2 separate regions of the Homo sapiens genome follow, and region 1 is linked to region 2. The links are chromatin loops, found by intact Hi-C in ENCODE. Cell type or tissue: heart left ventricle. All regions are shown on one strand.

The links. Hi-C counts contacts between places; a loop is a spot of excess contacts. Peaks named below come from ENCODE experiments on the same cell type or tissue, not always from the same donor. Only the 100,000 strongest peaks of a DNase experiment are listed, where the experiment ranks them.
Region 1: it touches region 2 in a loop (3-fold over the local background); 10 of 110 quality-filtered maps call a loop at or near these places.

What each region holds. Positions count from the first base shown.
Region 1 is chr2:102,234,227-102,236,726 of GRCh38, reverse strand. It overlaps IL1RL2 (interleukin 1 receptor like 2), which reads right to left. Exons shown (of 12, transcript NM_003854.4): 11 at 1,450-1,830. Among named protein-coding and RNA genes, the nearest start is that of IL1RL2, 48 kb to the right of the region's middle. RefSeq lists enhancers at 884-1,384, 1,385-1,885. In heart left ventricle, a CTCF peak has its summit at 1,072 (motif pointing left); no DNase peak of the experiment used is centred here.
Region 2 is chr2:102,063,153-102,065,652 of GRCh38, reverse strand. No RefSeq gene overlaps it. Among named protein-coding and RNA genes, the nearest start is that of IL1R2, 72 kb to the right of the region's middle. In heart left ventricle, no CTCF peak of the experiment used is centred here; DNase peaks (open chromatin) are centred at 1,232, 1,531 and 1,912; H3K4me3 peaks cover 620 bases; H3K27ac peaks cover 2,105 bases.

The DNA.
Region 1 (2,500 bases), 170 kb before region 2:
GGCATAGCTTAATGGGCACAGAATTTCAGCTTGAGAGGATGAAACAATTCTGGAATGGATGGTGGTGATGGCCGCACAACAGTGTGAATGTACTTAATGCCACTTAAAAATTGTTAAAATGGTGAATTTTATGTTCATATAGTTTACCGAAATAAAAATTTTAAAAAGCAAATGTTAAATAAAGAGTGGACCAATGTCAAGTCGAGGCCTCCATAGGATGCTAAACAAATGTGTAATGTGAGGTCACCTTGGAACATAAACTCTTCAAAGACAGGAGTGGGTTCCTTAGCACCTGAAAGTCCATCCCACACTGGGTACCACCCATCGCCTGTGAACGAGGGCACAGCACCTCCTAACCCACCCTGCTCCCCATGCCATCCTAAGACCACAGGCCTCCTGACACCCTCTGGCTCCCTCTCTCGCCCCTGCCGGCTGGCTCTCAGGGCTGACTCCCTTCCAGCCCCCACTGACTGCTTACTAAGTCTCAGTGTCAACAACCCACAGCTTCAGAAGGTTGAGCTATGCCTAATTCCCTCAGGCCAGGGTCTTGGAAAAAAGTGATGAGGGTTTACAGCTAATTTTTAGTATTAAAAACCTTTAATCATTAAGTTATAAATTGGCCTGTGACAAGGGCACATTGGCTCATTGGAAACTGACTTTGCCTTGCTTGGACTATAATTCTATCATCTGTGTGCTAATTGCGTCTCTCACAGGCTGCTCAGAATTCTGGTTGACATGTGTCTAAAAGAGAGAGAAAAGGAATTCCTGCTTGCTTTAGTTTGACAGATAAAGCCTCTCAAACATGGAAGGGTGACCAAGAGGCAGTCATGGCCACTCCCGTGGGTCCCCACTGGTCTAGGTGACTTTTAACTTGCTTCTGGAAGCAAAGTGCTAAGGCTGTGTTTGCAGCTCTTTGTCTGCACTGACAGAGTGAGAGAGACGCAGACACAGCAAATGACCCCTGAGCATGGGGCCCTGAAGACACTGGACAGGCGTGGACAAATACTGCTATCCTTGCCAACCCTCTCCTGGTGCTAGACTGCCCTCCTGTGGTCCCCCGACAGCACAGGCTCCCATCTCAGACTCTATGGGTGCCACATCATGGGCAAACTTCCGGGCATGTCCACTGCCATTTCTAAAACCCTCCATGTCCTGTTCTCAAGGGGCCCAAGTGCTGTATCCATCCAGGCCTCAGTGAGTGGGCATGTGTCAATAAGCCCATAGGCTAAAGAGGGCCTTCTGCAGAAGCCGTGTGTTTCCCTGAAGAAGCAGCTCTGATCGAAGCAAACAAATGACAACAAACACAACAGATCCTCTCACTAGTACGCAACTGCCAGCTTCAGAGCAGACGGCCCCGATGAAACGTGTCCTCCTCCAGCTGTGAGCCACCACGCAATGATAGACCCTCCATCAGTGCGTGACAAACCTCGTGTCCTCCCACCCGCTCACCTGCGGTGCGGTAGCAAGGTGTGTGCTGCAGCAGCTGGACCGGAGGAAACGGCCGACACCTTCTGGGCGGCATGTGGTATCTCACTGTCTTCCAAAACTTGGTCTTCATACACTGTGACTGCTCCGTGAAGTCCCCATGCCACCGGATGGCACCATGCTTCTGTTTGATGTACTGAATTGACTCTGGCATGACTGTGTAGTCCTCGATTTTCTCCAGCTCAATGAGAATAACCTTCATCCCGTCCTGGATCAGGGCACTGTAGACCGCGATTTGTTCTTCTGACAGGTTCTTCAACAGGCCAAAGCCCAGCGATTCGGGGACCACAATGACAATCAGCCTCCTGCACAGCTTAACGTTTTCATCGATGACATTGGCCACGGCTGGAAATAAAGAAAGAAGGCTCAGAAGAACTCACAATTAAAACAGCCCGGGTCTTAATGCTAGTGAGAATGTTTGAAACAGGCCAGGAGAAAATTGACTTTTTTTTTTTGAAGTGAAGTCTCACTGTGTTGCCCAGGTTGGAGTGCAGGGATGCAATCTCAGCTCACTGCAACCTCCACCTCCCAGGTTCAAGCGATTCTCCTGCCTCAGCCTCCTAAGTACCTGGGATTACAGACACGTACCACCACGTCCAGCTAATTTTTGCATTTTTAGTAGAAACGGGGTTTTACCACAAGCTGGTGTTGAACTCCTGACCTCAAGTGATCTGCCCACCTCGGCCTCTCAAGGTGCTGGGGTTACAGGTGTGAGCCACCTTGCCTGGCCAAAAATGGACTTTAAAATAAACATGACTTAGTCAGGAATGGATTAATTCAAGTTTTGGGTTTTTTCTTTTTTTTAATATTTGTCACCTCTTCTGTGAAGCCTTTGTGGCTTTCCCTGGAGCCTTGGTCCTCTATAGTCATGAATCATGTTTTGCATGTGGTTTCTTTGTATGTCACTTTCCCTGGCCAACAAGTATCTGATGGTTCCTAACTCTGTATCCCCAGACTAGCTGAAGGTCTGGTGTATATTAGCAGATGAACACGTTTTTAAAAATAGATTTTAAAA
Region 2 (2,500 bases):
AAGATGCCCTGTCTAGGAAGCTGGGAGAGGGTTGGAGCAGGGGAAAGTAGAGGCAGGGAGACCAGTTAGTAGCTGGAACAACAGTCCCCGGGGCTTGATGAAGGGGCTCCAGGCTAAGGCAGTGGACACGGAGGGAAATGCACATTTAACACGCTTCAGAAGGCAGACGCAACAGCACTGAGACGTTGGGAGAAGCTGTGAAGCATTGACATGGTGAGGGCTCAGACCACTCCTCAAACAAGCTGGAGAACAGGGAGGGCGGTGGGAGGGCAGTGGGAGCGGGTGGTATCAAGTCAGCCCCACTATCACAGTGCCCATGTTCATGATCTTCTCTGCCCCATACCAAAGTCACTGCGACTTTCCTCCAGGCCCTCTGCACCACACATTCATGTTACATGAGGCTTCCCAGAAATATACCCTCTTCTTCCCAAGTGCACCCTCTCCCTGATCCCATTACCTCCTCCTCTCCTCAACCATGAAATGAGGGCATGATACCAGGGAAGAGAGGTACCCTAGGGCAGGAGAGCCTCTCACGGCCCCATTATCCCTTCCCCTCCGCTCTCCGTGTCCGTGACTGGCTCAAAATTGCTCTATGCACTCTGGGCTGCATGCACATAGTCTATTGTCTCTTAATAAGTCCAATAAAAAAGGCCCACCCTCATGATGGGCAATCAGCCCTATCAATTAGAAACAAGCCACTCTGTAGGGGGTTAAACTCTATGGCTCTTACTTCAGGGCGGTATGAATAAAACACGGCACATGGAATTCATGTCACCAGACTCCCAGCTCAGAGATTCCTGGAAGCGAGTTCAGAGTCCACACAGCCCCATCACTGTGTTTACACCATTATTAGCCAGGCTTCCTCGTGGGGATGCTAAGAACTGATAGAAAGTTCAGAATATTGACCATGTATGACTTTAATCATACGTTTGCAATAAAATGAAGCTCTTTCCCTGAGAGCAAGGAGGCAGCTAGGCAGTAGCAGAAAGACACAGTTCAAAGTTACCATCTAGAGCAGTCCAACACAAACACAGCCATCTCGGAGCTTTACTGCAGAGCGTTTTTGTTGCGGGAATGGACACTCAAGCCACACATCTGGTAAATGTTTCCTGAAGAAGAGATGGGGTTGAGAAAGAGAAGATAAAAAGCAGGACTGGTTATGCTCAGCCCTAAAGCCCCGGGCAGGCTGCACATGTGTTAGCCAAGAGTGGCATGACTCAGCGATCACCCTGGCTTCTCAGAAAGAAGCTGTTCATCCTCTTGACTCAGCATTCCTCACTGCTGAGCAGCCTCAGCCTGCAGTCGCCCAAGGACCCCAGCCACAGAGCAGGCCAGCACACCGTGTACTCTCAGACCCTGTCCTCAGATGCCCTCCTCCATCAGACTTCAGGCCCTTCCTGGCTGGCAGAGAGGCCACAGCCCTATGAGGGAGGGTCCCCTACTCCAAGTGGGAACAAAGCACTCTTTAAGGAGCATGTCTACAACACAGCGGTGCCCCCACCCTGGCCAGATACCTGTGAGCTGGAGGGGGGCAGCCACTCGCTCTTGGGAGGCCTAACTCTCCCTCTGGGATGTTTTCATTTTCTTCCACCTTTCCCTGAGGCTAAATGAGCCATCAGAGGCAACCAGCAGCCCAGGGACAAACACCACTGCTGGGTGGTGGATAACAGGAACTGGGTCAAGAACTGGGCTGAGAATTAAGAAAATTTCAAATTTCCTCAGCTCACAGTTTTATCTGTTGGAAAATAATAGCGGGGCTTATCTTGTTAGGAAAAGGGAGGGAGAAAACACTCCCTAGATACTCAGGGCCTCTTACTTATCACACAATTCCTTTTAGAAATATGTTGACTGGTTTCCCGGACTGAGGAGCCCTTTGCAAGCCAGAGCGTCTCAGGGCAGCCAAAGTGACAGAATCAGGAAGCAGTCTGCGAGGGCCAAGACCTCAGAGCCAGGGTGGAGCCTCCACTTACTGAGGACCTTGGGCAAATTATTTAGCCTGTGAGTGCCTCAGCTTCCTCATCTGAAAAGAGGAATGATGCATAATGATGGAACCTAATGCACAGGGTCCCTGTGGGGCTCACTCGCTTGCTCATGCACTCATGAGTACCTACTGTGTGCAAGCACAGTTCTAAGGGCTGGCACACCAGTGAGAAAACCACGTGGATTCTGACTCTGGTGGAGAATGAAGGGGGGAAAATAGAGCAGGGGCTCGGTGGGCTGGGGCTGGAACTAGGGGAAGGCAAGCAGGTGCCTAAGGCCCCAAATTTAAGGGGCATGCACCCTATGGGCACCTGCACGGCCCTGAGAACAACACTGTGGCCACCTGGGACCAGGTTGGGGTGAAGGTGAAAGAGTCACAAAAGTGTTTGATCAAAGTGCTCAGTGCAGTCAGTGCCTAGGAGACTGGCCCTTAGTAAATATCAGCTGCTTGTAAGAGCATTAGGAAACGGAGGAGGCAGAAAAGAACTCCAAAAAGAAAATATGAACTCTCAAAGCTTCA